Linked DNA regions of Homo sapiens: region 1 is linked to region 2. Evidence: chromatin contacts called from ENCODE Hi-C or POLR2A ChIA-PET data. All regions are on one chromosome and are shown on one strand. The core of a region is the stretch at or near the end of the contact, and the rest is flanking DNA. Distances in the headings are between cores, read along the strand shown. Region 1 has its middle 64 kb from the start of PDGFA. Region 2 has its middle 32 kb from the start of FOXL3-OT1.

Region 1 (7,606 bases), core at 2,928-5,427, 130 kb after region 2:
CCTCTCTCTCTTGTCTCCTCTCTGTTCCCAGCAGGGCGTGGCTGCCCCAGGAGAGCTGAATGAGGTCTCTGAGCGCTTTGTTCTGCCCTGGGGGAGGGACAGTTGGGCCGGAGGTGCCTTTGCAGCATCACTCAGCAGCCAGGGGACTAATTAAGAGCTTGAGTTACCCTAGCGAGGCTGGAAATGGGACCTGCCTCTGCCCCTCTGCTGCTCCCCCAGGGGGCTGCTGAATCCCTTCCCCGCTGGGCTGCTGGGCCCCTGCCCCCCTCACCCCCCAGCAAACAAACAAACAAACATTCCGCCCAGTTTCTGATTTTCCCAGACGCGCACTGACGTTTGAGCGGCCTGGAGGTCTCTGGGGGCAGCGTCCTGCGCAGAGCCCAGCACAGGTGACCGCCCTGAGGCCTCCCGCCCCAAGAGCAGAGCACGGGGTCACACCCTTCCCCACCCGGCCCCACTCCCTTGTAATTTGGGAGTGACGTCACCCCCTCCTCAGCCACGTTTGAGGAAAAGTCCCCATTCACAGGAAGGCGAGATTTGTGGTGATCCTGAAATAGCCCCAAAGAGCCGCCTGCCACCCCCGTCAACCCCCGTCATGCCCAGAAACCACACCAGGCCAAGGACAGAGGGCAACGGCTCCGGGGCCTTTGAAGCCCACGGGAGACTTGAAGAAACGTCCGGAAGACCAGGCTCTGCTGTGGGCCAGCCCCCGGAGCCATGTGTGAGAATCGCTCGGGGAAGGAGCGTGTGAAGCAGAGGGGAGGGGAGGGAGGGACGCAGCCCTGCGCACTCTGAAACCCGGCTTCTGGCCTCCGACGGGGGAGAGTGCATTCCTGTGGCTCCCGGCCCCACGCCCCAGGGAGGGAGGGACCATCCTCACTCTTGGCAGCCAGGACCCCGAATGCAGAGCTTCCAGGACTTGTCCCAGGCCACGCAGCCACCCCGAGGCAGCCGGGACGCAGAGCCTGGCCCCAGCCCCAGCTCCGCGGTGCACAGTATGGCCTCAGACAGCGGCCTCACGCCTCTGCACCTCAGTGTTTGCACCTGTAAAACGGGACTGGTCCTCAGCCTCCACCTCGAAGGGTTGTGTGGGGTTGCATGGAATTCGCCAAGGGAGCGAAGAGTCTGCGGAGATCACCGCTAATATCCCCAGGGCCTGAGCCAGGAGGGTCCACACCCTGAGGCCACTCAGGCCCCATCAAGGGTCAGCAAGAGGGAGGAAGCCTGGCAGCTCCGTCCACCCCCTCGGTCCTTCCTTGCTGAGCCAGCCCTCCCTGGGTCCCAGAAAGACGACGGGGGTGTCAGAGGTCCCTCCTGCAGGCCGGCCCAGGGCCCCAGCGAGCTGGGGGTTGGAGGGGAATTCCCATCCGCAGGGAGGCACCGGGGCTTCAGGAAATGCCTGGGCAGAGGGAACAGGGCAGGCCAGGCGGGGGTCCGTGCTCTCACCCCTCTCCAGGTGTGCTTCTGGCTGTGGCTTGGAAACATGAGGACCTGAAGAGGGGCTGGGGCCCAGGTGGGCACCATTGCGTAGAGAAGCTGCGTTTGAGGCACGCAGGGGAAGCCCCAGCCCCCTGAAGAGGAGGAGCCTCCACGGCCAGCACAGGCCGTGGTCCCTGGAGACACTGTGGGAGCCGGTGCCTCAGGCCTGGACAAGTGCCATGGGTTGGGGGGGGCGCCCGCACCAGCCATGCTCTCCTGGCAGGATGGGGTGGCTCAGGCATCCCCATGCTCTGGGTAGAAGGTCTTCCTGCCACACTGAGGCCGGCCAGCACCCTCTGCCCCTGCGCCGTGTCCACCATTGTCTGGCTGGAGCCCTGGGGAAAGGCCCCAGAGGCCTGGACTGTCCAGACCCACAGGCACAAAGCGAACTCAGGAGCAGCCCAAACCCGGAAGGAACCTGCTTTCATTCCAGCAGACACGGGCTCCGTGTGTCACGTTCAATGATAACACCTGATTGTTGATCACTGTGTCTAATGCCAGACATCGTTCTAAGGGTTTGTATCTATGAACACACTCACAGGGACCTTGAAAGAGGTTCTGTGATCTCCCCATTTCACAGATAAGAGAAATCGAGGACAGGGAGATGTACGCAGCGTCCCCAAGGTCGTGCAGCTGGTAAGGAAAGGCCCGGAATCCAACCCCGGGCAGCCCGCGCCTTCCGCCCACGTTAGGCTCCCCCACTGTTAAAATTGCACGTTTTTATTGTATGGTTTGGTCTGTTTTCATTTTGAGTTGGTTATGGAAGGCGAGGGCCTGGGGGCGGGTGGGCTAGGCACATACTCCAGGGGCCTCTGAGGTCCTGACCCAGCAGCAGGACCAGGAACCACGTCGATTCTCCAGCATCTTCCCATGGATGGGCACTCCCGGCCGGCATTGCTGTTCCCTGGAGTCAAATGATGCTTGTCCTGCATCTCCAGGCCCCACAGGTGGACGGGCCCTCCTGGGCAGCATTGCTCTTCCCTGGAGTAAAACGATGCTTGTCTTGCATCTACACGCCCCGGAGGCAAGGGCTCCTCAGGCTCTTGTGGGGAGGAAGAGGAGAATGCCACCCCCTCAGCACCCCCACCCAGCACAGGAACGCCCACCACCCTCGTGGTCCTGACGCCACTGTCCTGAGCTGCTGTGACAGGTCTGGGGAGACCCCTGGATCCTCCAGCCCTCCCCCCCCGGGTGGCGAGGGGTCTCTTGCCCACAACAGCTGAGTAAACAAGCCCAGGTTGGGCAAGAGACTCCCCAAGTGGGTGGCAGAGCCTGGTTCTGACTCTATGCAGACTCCAAGTCAGAATTCTCTCCAGGGGTCCACACGGCCACCTGAGGAAGGGGTAACAATTCCTGCACCTGACTGGGCTTTGGGCCTGCGGAGCCGATGAAGTGGGAGCTCACCAGCTGGGGTGGCCAGACCCCCACCTACATGCACGGGTCCCTCTACAGCCCTTCTTGTCACAGCTGCAGGCAGGCCTCAGTTTCCCTGTCTGTAAGAGGGAGGCGGACGTCCTGGGCAGGGTGTCCATTCCCAGGGGCTGCCCTGGGACACAGCAGCACCAGGCATCTCCCCCTGGACAGCACCCGCAGCACCCACAAAAATCTGCCGGGGGCCACCGAGCCGGGGCCGCACAGCCAGAGCAAGGAGGCCTTCCTGGTGGAGGGGGCTCGTCACCTGGCCCTCAGTGAGGTGTGGGTCTGCCGGCGTCTATCCTGAGTCCGTCCGAGCGCCGGCGTCTATCCAGAGTCCATCCGAGCGCCGGCGTCTGTCCGGAGTCCTTCGAGCGCCCGCGTCTGTCCGGAGTCCGTCCGAGCGCCCGCGTCTGTCCTGAGTCGGTCCGAGCGCCCGCGTCTGTCCTGAGTCCGTCCGAGCGCCGGCGTCTGTCCTGAGTCCGTCCGAGCGCTGGCGTCTGTCCTGACTGCATCGGAGCGCCGGCGTCTGTCCTGAGTCCGTCCGAGCACCGAGGTTACAGCCCCTGTGCTGGGGCAGAACAGCATGTCCGTTGGGCTGCAGATGGGACGGTGCCCTGGGGACCCAGGAGGGGTGGACGCCTCCACCAGGGCCTTCTCCACTGGCCCAGCCTGGGCAAGACGCGGGCCCAGGTCAGCATCCACCCTGTCCCCCGTGTGTCCTCGGGGGCCCAGTCAGCCAAGCTCTGCCTCTCCTGACCTCCACCGGCCCATGCAGGCCTCGCCCGGACAGGTGGGAAGCTCAGAAGTCAGGAGCAGTCTGAGCCCAGAGTCAGGTTCCCGCCCTGGAGCATCGCTGGGGCCCATCTCCACGTGGATACAACGGGGCAGCATCCACCTGAACCCGAGGCCATGGGCAGCTTCACAACACAGAGTTCCCACAGTGCCTGGCCCTTCCCTCCTCCCTGTGCCAGGCCTGGGCTGGACGCAGGACGTGGGGACGGCTGTGTCCGTGTCCCCGGGGAGCACAGGGGCCACTGTGAGTATCACATGCAGTCGCTACTCCCCGCTGAGCCTCCGTTTCCCCACCTCTGAGTGGGGCTCCCTCTGCCCCCCGCCCCCACGCTCACACGTGCACAGACGGGCTGGGGTCTGAGGGTGACCTTGCTTCCCCGTGGGCTCCCCCGGAAGGGGCCTTTTCCCTGGGCTGCCCGCCCGCCCGGCCGCCCACATGCCCACCAGGCAGCCGTAGGGACACTTCCTGGCCACCCGCCAGCTCCCCGACTCGCCTATGGTGATTGCTGGCGCCCGGCCAGCCGCTGTCACTGGCCCCGGGGGCCCCTCAGCATTCTTGGCTTTTGTTTCCGATGACGCTGGGTCCACTGGGAAGGGAGAGACCAGACCAGGAGGGGGTTCAGGGAGAGCCAGCGATGCGACGGCAGGACCCCCAGGCCTCCCACCCCAACGCCGGGACCCCCAGGCCTCCCACCCCAATGCCAGGACCCCAGATCTCCCACCCCAGACCTCCCACTCCAACACTGGGACCCCTGGGCCTCCCACCCCAATGCCGGGACCCCCAGATCTCCCACTCCGGACCTCCCACTCCAACGCTGGGACCCCCAGGCCTCCCACCCCAACGCCAGGACCCCAGATCTCCCACCCCAGACCTCCCACTCCAACACTGGGACCCCCAGGCCTCCCACCCCAACGCCGGGACCCCCAGGTCTCCCACTCCGGACCTCCCACTCCAACGCTGGGACCCCCAGGCCTCCCACCCCAACGCCAGGACCCCAGATCTCCCACCCCAGACCTCCCACTCCAACACTGGGACCCCCAGGCCTCCCACCCCAACGCCAGGACCCCAGATCTCCCACTCCGGACCTCCCACTCCAACGCTGGGACCCCCAGGCCTCCCACCCCAACGCCAGGACCCCAGATCTCCCACCCCAGACCTCCCACTCCAACACTGGGACCCCTGGGCCTCCCACCCCAATGCCGGGACCCCCAGATCTCCCACCCTGGACCTCCTACTCCAACACTGGGACCCCCAGGCCTCCCACCCCAACGCCAGGACCCCAGATCTCCCACCCCAGGCCTCCCACTCCAACGCTGGGACCCCTGGGCCTCCCACCCCAACGCCAGGACCCCAGATCTCCCACCCCAGGCCTCCCACTCCAACACTGGGACCCCCAGGCCTCCCACCCCAACGCCAGGACCCCAGATCTCCCACCCCAGGCCTCCCACTCCAACGCTGGGACCCCCAGGCCTCCCACCCCAACGCCAGGACCCCAGATCTCCCACCCCAGACCTCCCACTCCAACACTGGGACCCCCAGGCCTCCCACCCCAACGCCAGGACCCCAGATCTCCCACCCCAGACCTCCCACTCCAACACTGGGACCCCCAGGCCTCCCACTCCAACGCCGGGACCCCCAGGCCTCCCACCCCAACGCCAGGACCCCCAGATCTCCCACCCTGGACCTCCTACTCCAACGCTGGGACCCCCGGGCCTCCCACCCCAATGCCAGGACCCCAGATCTCCCACCCCAGACCTCCCACTCCAACACTGGGACCCCTGGGCCTCCCACCCCAACGCCGGGACCCCCAGGTCTCCCACCCCGGACCTCCCACTCCAACGCTGGGACCCCCAGGCCTCCCACCCCAACGCCAGGACCCCCGGGCCTCCCACCCCAATGCCAGGACCCCCAGGCCTCCCACCCCAATGCCGGGACCCCAGATCTCCCACCCCAGACCTCCCACTCCAACACTGGGACCCCCGGGCCTCCCACCCCAACGCCGGGACCCCCAGGTCTCCCACCCCGGACCTCCCACTCCAACGCTGGGACCCCCAGGCCTCCCACCCCAACACCAGGACCCCTGGGCCTCCCATCCCAATGCCAGGACCCCCAGGTCTCCCACCCCAATGCCGGGACCCCCAGGTCTCCCACCCCGGACCTCCCACTCCAACGCTGGGACCCCCAGGCCTCCCACCCCAACACCAGGACCCCTGGGCCTCCCATCCCAATGCCAGGACCCCCAGGTCTCCCACCCCAATGCCGGGACCCCCAGATCTCCCCTCCAGACCTCCCACCCCAACGCCGGGACCCCTAGATCTCCCACCCTGGACCTCCCACTCCAATGCTGGGACCCCCGGGCCTCCCACCCCAATGCCAGGACCCCCGGGCCTCCCACCCCAATGCCGGGACCCCCAGATCTCCCACCCCAGACCTCCCACTCCAACGCTGGGACCCCCCAGGCCTCTGGGGCCCACAGAGGAGGGGTGGCAGTGAGGGTGGGGGGCTGTGTTGATGTGCGACTTCCAGTGTGGGATGGGAGTCGTCTCCCTGAAGAGGAAGAGGGAGCACAAGGGGCCTTGGGTGCTGCTGGCGCTCCCGAGCTGAAGGCGGGCAGAATGGACTCAGCACCAGGCCTCGGGTGAGGGGCTGGGGACAGCAGTGAGGCCTTGTCCTCCCGCAGACTCCCAGGGGTGTGAGGGTGAGGTCGAGAGGGCCACAGGTCAGGGTCTGACCCTGCCCCACGGGGACATCGCTGCCTGTACGGCCCTCCCCTAGGCCCCACTGTCCACGGGGGCCCCTCTGGGTTAAGAGCAGCGACAACTGTTCCTATTCATACCGCCTGGCCTCAGGTCCACGGCTGCGGCCACAGAGCCCATCCAGGAATTCTGCTGCTCTCAGTTTACATTTAAAATAAATGTTTCCTTAACTCGCATCTCATGGCCGGCGGTGAACGGCAGGAATTGTGAGCGCACATCCCGCCCTCCCTGCTGGACACTAAGGATGGGGGTCCCCTGGACCGAGCCTGGACAGTAGGGATGGGGGTCCCCTGGGCCAAGCCCAGACAGTGGGGGCAGGGGTCCCCTGGGCTGAGCCCGGACAGTAGAGGCGGGGCTCCTGTGAGCCGAGCATGGGGGTCCCCTGGGCCGAGCCTGGACAGTGGGGACGGAGGTCCCGTGGGCCGAGCCTGGACAGTGGGGATGGGGCTTCCCTGGGTTGAGCCTGGACAGTAGGGACGGGGCTCCCGTGGGCTGAGCCTGGACAGTAGGGATGGGACTCCCATGGGCCTAGCTGTCCCCAGACACTGGAGACCTGGCTATCAAGAGGAGAGCCTGTGTGTGTGAGTGGCCACCCCCATCCACCATGACCCGGAGGCTTCCTGTGGGCTTGCTGTGCTGTGCCTCGGTTTCTCACCTGGCCAGGCACCCCGCCCCCAGACGCTGCACCCAGGGTTCCAACCAGGGCATCACCTGGTGTGGCCCAGGCCTGGCAGGGAGCAGAGGCTAGCTCAGCTGTGGTGGGGGAGTTTACAGAAGAGACTTGACGCTGCCTGGGCAGCTCGGGGAGCACCCAGGAGTGACAAGCCCAGGGCCCTGCAGCAGCAGGAAGCCATGACCTTAGTAAGAGCATCCTAGGAGAAGCATCCTGGAGACACAGGGCTACTGTGGGAAACCCAGGTGCAGAGAGAGCAGAGGAAGAAATACCCTCACCTCTCTTCCTCCCGCCTTCCAGTCTCTGACTCAGTGCTGCCATTAGCTAGTCTCAACAGGATCAGTGCTTCTCATTGGCCAGCCTCAACAGGATCAGTGCATCCCACTGGCCAGCCCCAACAGGATCAGTGCATCCCACTGGCCAGCCCCAACAGGATCAGTGCATCCCACTGGCCAGCCTCAACAGGATCAGTGCATCCCAATGTCCAGC
Region 2 (7,040 bases), core at 491-2,990:
AGGGCAACGGTGGCGCAGGATTGGGGTGAGGGTTTTTGCCAAGGAATGCAGGAGATGAGAAGAGCAGGAGTGTGGGATGGGTCACCCACAGCCTCCCCCTTCTCCCCACTACCTATCTATAAGTTATCACTGGCTCACACACAGAGGATGCTGTGGCAGAGAAGGAACTCACGCCCTGCCCAGACAGCTGCCCCTTGCTTGAGAGCACTGTTTGCTGAGCACTGTAGAACTTTATGCAGAGCCCAGGTAACTTCAGCCAGAGAGGGAATGCGATTTAAAATCTGGCCTAGACTCAACAGTAAAAAGACAAATAATTCAACTTGAAAATGGGCAAAGGATTTGATAGACATTTCTCCATAAAAGATTGGCCACTAAGCACCTGAAAAGATCATCAATGTCACTAAATTATTAGGGAAACACAAATGAAATCCACAATGAGACTCCACTCCACACCCACTAGGATGGTTATAATTTTTTTAAATGGGAAATAACAAGCGTTGATGAGGATATAGAGAGACTGGGACCCTCATACCCTGCTTGTGGAACATAAAATGGTGCTGCCACTTTGAAAAACAGTTTGGCATTTTCTCAAAAAGGCAAACATAATTACTGTAAGACTCAGAAATTCCAATCCTAGGTATACACCCAAAGGAACTGAAACAGGAACTCAGAGAGATACTAGGATACAAAGGTTCACAGCAGCATCACTCACAACAGCCACAAAGTGGAAGCAACCCACCTGTCCATCAACAGATAAATGGAGAAACAAAGTGTGGTTTGTCCATGCCGTGGAATATTATTCAGCCATGAAAAGGAATGAAGCACAGACCCAGACCATAACCTGGACAGCCTCAAAGTCACCCTGCTCAGGGAAAGAAGCCAGGCACAGCAGGCCACTGTTTCCATGATTGCATTTGTATGAAATGTGCAGAATGGGCAAATCCACAGGGAGGGAGAGCAGATGGGCGTTGCCAGGAGCTGGGGGAGGGACACTTATGAGGGACAGCTAACAGGTACAGGGTTTCTTTTTATGGTGATGCAGATGTTCTGGGATTAGGTAGTGGTGATGGCTGTACAATATTGTAAATCTACTGAAAACAGCTGGCTTGTACACCTTAAAATGGTAATTTTCTGTTACAGGAACTGTGTCTTTTTTTTTTTTGGATGGGGTTTCACTCTGTCACCAGGCTGGAGTGTGGTGGTGCAATCTTGGCTCACTGCAATCTCCGCTTCCTGAGTTCAAGTGATTCTCCTGCCTCAGCCTCCAGAGTAGCTGGGATTACAAGCACACCAGCACACCCAGCTAATTTTTTTTTTGTATTTTTAGTAGAGACAGGGTTTCACCATGTTGGCCAGGATGGTCTCGATCTCCTGACCCCGTGATCTGCCCGCCTCGGCCTTTCCCAAAATGCTGGGATTACAGGCGTGAGCCACCGCACCTGGCCCTGTGTCTTCGTTTTAAAATGGCACACACACAGTCTGGCCCAGGATGAATCCTGCAGCCCCTTCCTGCTGGGTAAGACAGAGCACTTCAACTCTCTCTGAGCCTTCAGCTTCCTTGTGCCTGAAATAGGGGCAATAGTGCCTGACTCACAGGCTGTTACGCCAATTAAGCGAGATAAGGAGAGAAACACCCAGGACTATTGTGCTGAATTAATGAGATCATGCAAACAATGTAACCCCGGGATCGAAAATAGGGCCATTTAAAAACGTCACTTGGCCCTGTTCCCATCACACCTGTGGGTGACTTGGCTTGACACCTGGCAGTGGGCCATAACCTCCCTGGATCTCTCCCCAAAGCAAATCCTTCAGCCTCTGTGCTGAAGTCCTAACAGCCTGGCCCTAAGCCCCTTTGCCCAGGACACTCACCTGAAGCCAGCATGTCCCTACCCACTCCAGCCAGGCCTGCAGGGAGGGTGGGACTTCTGAAACCACATCATGTCACACTCCTTTTCCCCGCAGCCCCCTTTAGGAAACCCTGCCAGGTACCTAGAATAAAGTCCACGTCTTTATGGCCCACAGAGCTCTGGGATCGCCCTCCTCCACCTGCCCCAGGCCTCGGCAGCAACCGGCTTCATGCATCACTCCACACCCAGCCCACCCAGCCACAGCAGCGCCCATGGGACAAGCCCAGGCTGTGGCCTTCCGGCTTTGCTGTGTTTTCCACTGCACTTCCCGCTGTGGGAAGTAGCTATGCCATGCTTTCTGATGTTAGGCTGCGTTCATTGCATGACAGTTTTGTGTGCCTGTTTCCTTGTTTGCCCCACAGGCTCCATCCACAGACCAGGCGGCGAGTGGTCAGCGCACGGGAGGACTGCCCTTGGGAAGCGCCGCCAAGGCCTTTCTAGCCTCAGTTTCCCAGCTGGAAAACGAGGGGTGCGGGCCCCTCATGCGCAGCCCCTCCTAGCTCTCGAGGTGCAGCGCGGGACTCCCTAGCCCAGGTGGCGATGTGCTTGTCATAAGCCCCTCTCCCTGTCTGGCCACGGAAGCCGAGGCCTGACCGGACGCTGAGGAGTGGGCAGCTTTCCCGTCATCCCACCCTTTCCAGATCTGTCCCCTAAAGCCGGACGTCCGCGCCCGCCCAGCAGCCGCCTTCCAGGAGCTCGGTGCACCTGCTGTCCCGCAGGTGAGGCCGAGGCTGCACGGCCGCGCCACGCCACCAGGTGGCAGCAGAGCGCCAGGGATGGGCCGGGCCGCGGGCTGGGCCAGGCGCAGAGGGCGGTGATCCGGGCCCCGCCCCAACCCCCGGCCACGCCCCCCGAGGCCCAGGCCCCGCCCCCGCCGCCCCGCAGACCCAGGTCTGGGGTCCAGGCCTGCAGCCCGACGCCCCGAAAGAGAGCAGCGCCCTGGACGGAGCGGGGTTGGGGTGGCAGTGGGAGGGCTCCACCAAGAAGGCTGGCTCTGTAAGCCCCTGACACCCATCTTCTCGCGCAGTCACTCCCACAGCCACCCTGTAAGAGGGGCTGAAACGCGGGGAACGCTTGCAGAGCAGCTGTCCTGGTGCTCAGCGAGACAGTGACCTGCTCAGCCCCTGGCGTCCAGTCCGGCTGCCCTCAGGCCCCTCCCTACCCCATCTTTTCTCAAATGCCCTTTAGGGCCTCTGCACCAAATTGAAGCCGAGTGGTCTCTGGATTCACTCCTGTCCTGACCTAGGAGGGGTCTTGCCCAGACCCCAGGCCTGGGGCCTTGCTGGGGCCAGGAGGGCAAGGCGGGGAGGGGGCCCAGGGATGTTGAGCAGGAGACAGACCCAGGCCAGAGGTTTGCTGAGGACAGAGGGGCAAGGAAGGGCCCCAGGGACCCTAAGCAGTTGCCCCCTGGAAAAGACCCCACCCAGGGCCCTTGCTGAGGACAGAGGGCAGGGGACAGGGGGCTCAGGGACCCTGAGCAGCTGCCAGGAGAGGGACCCAGGAAGTCCGGCCTCTCAAACTGAGGTGCCATCCACTCCCCTTGAGGGAGGCTCGGAGTCGGGAAATCCAGGCAGGTGGGAAGGCGCCCCCCTAGTGTCTTCTTCCTCCGCTGTGCTAGTTACATAAAAATTATGGAAGACCATGGTTTTGAACTAAGCGCCTGCTCTGGGTAAAAATCAAATGCAGTCACCCATGGTCAGGCTGTCTGTCACCAAACCCAACCGAAGTTGTCATCTGACCTTCCAAAAAATCAAGAGAGGGCGATTGGCCAGACACGGCGGCTCACACCTGTCATCCCAGCACTTTGGGAGCCTGAGGCAGGAGGATGGCTTGAGCTCAGGAGTCTGAGACCAGCCTGGGCAACACAGTGGAACCCTGTCTCTATAAAAATAATAAATTATTTTAAAAAACAAAAAAGAAAGAAAGAAAAGGAGAGAGAGAGAGAATGGCCAATTTCCCAAACAGGCCGGTTCCAGTCTTCAATCAGTGTGGAATGAAGTTCCCTCTGCTTTAATCCTTAGCCTGAAGTCACCCGATGTGAGACAATCGATTGGTTGTTTTTGTATTTTTCTGCTCCCTGTCCCCGCCCTGCAGGGACAGTAACTTTGAAACGACCCCTCCGCCTGTGTTCTTTGCCTCTGCTTTCTTCTAGGAAGCCCTTTCCATCTGTAAAGCCGCCCCCTCTGCTCAGCTCGAGGAAGCACTAGTTCTGTTTTACAGAGGGACACATTGCCCGATTCTAGAATCGAAATAGAGTCCATTAAGATCTTTAAACTACATGTGTTGTCATTCTGTCCGTTGACAGTGGAAAACCATTTAACACATTGTTTTGTACTAAAGCAAACACAGATGTCCTCTGGAGTTGAATGCAAAGTTTCCATGAAATCCTGTTTAAAAAACAGAAATGTTGAAGCAATTTTGAACCTGGTGGGTGCTGTGTGGGGTTGTGCCCCCAGATCACAGTGGGGCCACACATTTGGCGTCCTCTGATTTTACAGGTACGCCCACAGAGATGTTTGAGAAACCACACAAAACCCATGGTCCCCACTAACAGGGTCATAGGAGAGAATTTGCTGGAAGTCTGGAGGGATGTCAGTGCTGGTGTGGGCAGGACACCAACGCCACAGGGTGGGGTGCGGGGTTGGCCCCCATGGCCACTCTAGCAGTGACCATTCCAGCCTCATGTGCATTGGGGGAGGCCAGCGTGGGGGCAGTGCTACGAGGAGGGACTTGTAGACAGGCCGGGAGGTCGTACTTGCAAACCCTTCCCTCTACGTCCCCAGGCAGCATCTCCTCCCATCTTTCCCTGGACCTCCCACCCCAGCCTCCCCCAGCTCTGCCCTCTCCTGAGCCCCAAACCCACCTCTGATGGTCAAGAGTCATATTAATAGAGTGTTGAATTTTAAGGTAAAAGCATGACTATCCTACAAATATGAAATGCAGCGAGGATTTTATTGAACGCCTTAATTAGCAAGGAAACCAATAAGACGTTAGAACTGGCTCACAGGAGAATTCAAAGCACATTATATAGAAAATAAGGAATGGGCCGGGCACGGTGGCTCACGCCTGTAATCCCGACACTTTGGGAGGCCAAGGAGGGTGGATCACTTGAGGTCAGGAGTTCAAGACCAGCCTGGCCAACATGGCGAAACCCCATCTCTACTAAAATTACAAAAATTAGCCGGGTGTGGTGATGGGCACCTGCAGTCCCAGCTACTTGGAGGCTGAGGCAGGAGAATTGCTTGAACTCAGGAGGCGGAGGTTGCAGTGAGCCGAGATCGCGCCACTGCACTCCAGCCTGGGAGACAGAGCGAGATTCTGTCTCAAAAAAAAAAAAAAAAAAAAAAAACAAGGAGCACCGAAGTGGATTTACAGATGATGTAATGATCGACGGCATTCCACCAGACAAGGTTAACTTGCATTTTTACGGACACGCATCATTTGTATTATTGTATTATTGTCAGGTTTCTGCAAAAGAGCGTGAAAGGCCGCAAGACCCCGGAAGGGTGCGGGAGACGGGACACACAATCCTTTTTGCCCATTTCAAAGTCTTAAAATTTTCCCGACACAGGCAAAACTGCCTACTTACCCACCATTGTCCCAAACACTAAAGGTCGCAAGCCAAGTCGGTCCTTACCTCCCCCGTCCCGCCAGTCAGCCCCATGACCGTCTCCGCAGGTGTCTGGGTCTTCACCCATCTCCTCTCCGAGTATGAGCCTCTGGTCTGCCCAGAAGCTGCCACCCGCCACCTCCCTGTCCCTCAAGGGTGTCATGTGGGAGTGGGTTCCACAGGCCCAGGTTCAAATCCTTTACTGGCTGTGTCATCTTGAAACCTGTGGTTCTGTGTCTCAGTCTCCACATTTGAAAATGGGAGTGGCATTGGCAGCCACCTGCCCACCCTTCTCCTTCCACGATGGAGGGAGACGTTGCTGCCGAGTGGTTGTGAGGACGGCGTGAGTCCACAGTGTGGGGTAGAGCAGACGGCTTCCAGTGCCCCACCCAGCCCCTCTCCCTTCACCCACTGTCTCTGCCCCACACACCTCCTGGCCCCAGCCCCCACACCCCACCTCCCCCCTCTCCAGCTGCATAGACCTCCCTCCCTCCAGCCGAAAGCATTCCTAGCTCCTGATCATCTTAAAAATAAAACCTGAATGCCTTGTGCAGGGGCAAGCTCCCTTCCATCCGGCCCTGAGTTCCAGCTCTGGCTCCACTGTTCAAGCGTCCGTCCCCCACCCATCCGTCTCTGTGTGCTTGGGCCAAGCTGCCCACAACCCCTCTTCCAAAGGAGCCGTGATTCCCTCACATTCGTCACACAGTCCTCTCCCCTGGCCGTGTGCTCACACAGTCCTCTCCCCTGGCCGTGTTCTCACATAGCCCAGGCATCCAATCAGGGTGCTCCTCATGCAGACTGCAGGGACAGACACATCCTCTCTCCTGGGCAGGGTGGGATATGCGATGTGAAGCCTGGCACTGCAGCAGCTATTTTGTGCCCATGAGGAAGAGCTGGCTTTGGAATAAGGCCAACTATGCAGAGGGCAGAGATGGAAAGAAATTGAGGCCGTGACAGCCTCGTTGAGCCGCTGGGTCAAGCCAAGCCTGAACGCCACCTGCCTCCAGACCTCCCGGCATCAGTCCGTTCCCTCTCAGTGAAGGCAGTTGATTTGTCTTTTCTGTTCCATGCAGCCCATTGCTTCCTAACTCATTTCTTCCCCTCATCTGCACCTGTAGCTGGTTTCTGTCCTTGTGCTGTTTTCCTGGATACCCCAGGCACTGCGTGGCCTGCTGTCTGTGTGTCCAGCCCACTCACTCCCTGTCCTTCCCACCAGCTAGCTGGCACTTATGGCCAAGTTTCCAGAGACCCACAGAGGTGGCCACTGCTCAGAAACAAGGCTTGTTCCTGGGGCGGTTGAGACAGAGATGGGCGCTGGTCCCCGTGTGAAGCTGTGGATACACCAGTGGGCAGCTGTCATGTTCAGACCCAGGACCCAGTACCCGGCGTGGCCGCCCTGGCTGTCGTCACGGCTTCTTTTAAGGGGGCAGAGCAGATTGGCACAGATGTCAGGGGCCCATGCATGTCCCTTGGCCTGGGGGACTTAGAAGTTTTCTCTGTATTTGGTTTCCCCTCTCTCAGCA

The links. A loop is a pair of places that touch in the nucleus more often than their neighbours do. ChIA-PET counts read pairs that join two places held with the same protein, here RNA polymerase II (POLR2A). Pooled maps may share reads with other maps.
Region 1: a pooled map shows a loop between it and region 2 (4-fold over the local background). The contact joins two enhancer-like sites. A Hi-C loop is called at or near these places in 1 of 168 maps with a recorded cell type or tissue (naive thymus-derived CD4-positive, alpha-beta T cell) and 8 of 50 pooled maps. POLR2A ChIA-PET finds 5 or more read pairs at or near these places in 1 of 52 experiments (PC-3).

The regions. Positions count from the first base shown.
Region 1 is chr7:451,619-459,224 of GRCh38, forward strand. No RefSeq gene overlaps it. Among named protein-coding and RNA genes, the nearest start is that of PDGFA, 64 kb to the right of the region's middle. RefSeq lists enhancers at 28-97, 728-1,047. Within about 2 kb of position 4,178, at least 2 of the 41 ENCODE cell types and tissues checked have a DNase peak (open chromatin) inside an H3K27ac peak, as active enhancers do.
Region 2 is chr7:319,616-326,655 of GRCh38, forward strand. No RefSeq gene overlaps it. Among named protein-coding and RNA genes, the nearest start is that of FOXL3-OT1, 32 kb to the left of the region's middle. RefSeq lists a silencer at 2,569-2,818. Within about 2 kb of position 1,741, at least 8 of the 41 ENCODE cell types and tissues checked have a DNase peak (open chromatin) inside an H3K27ac peak, as active enhancers do.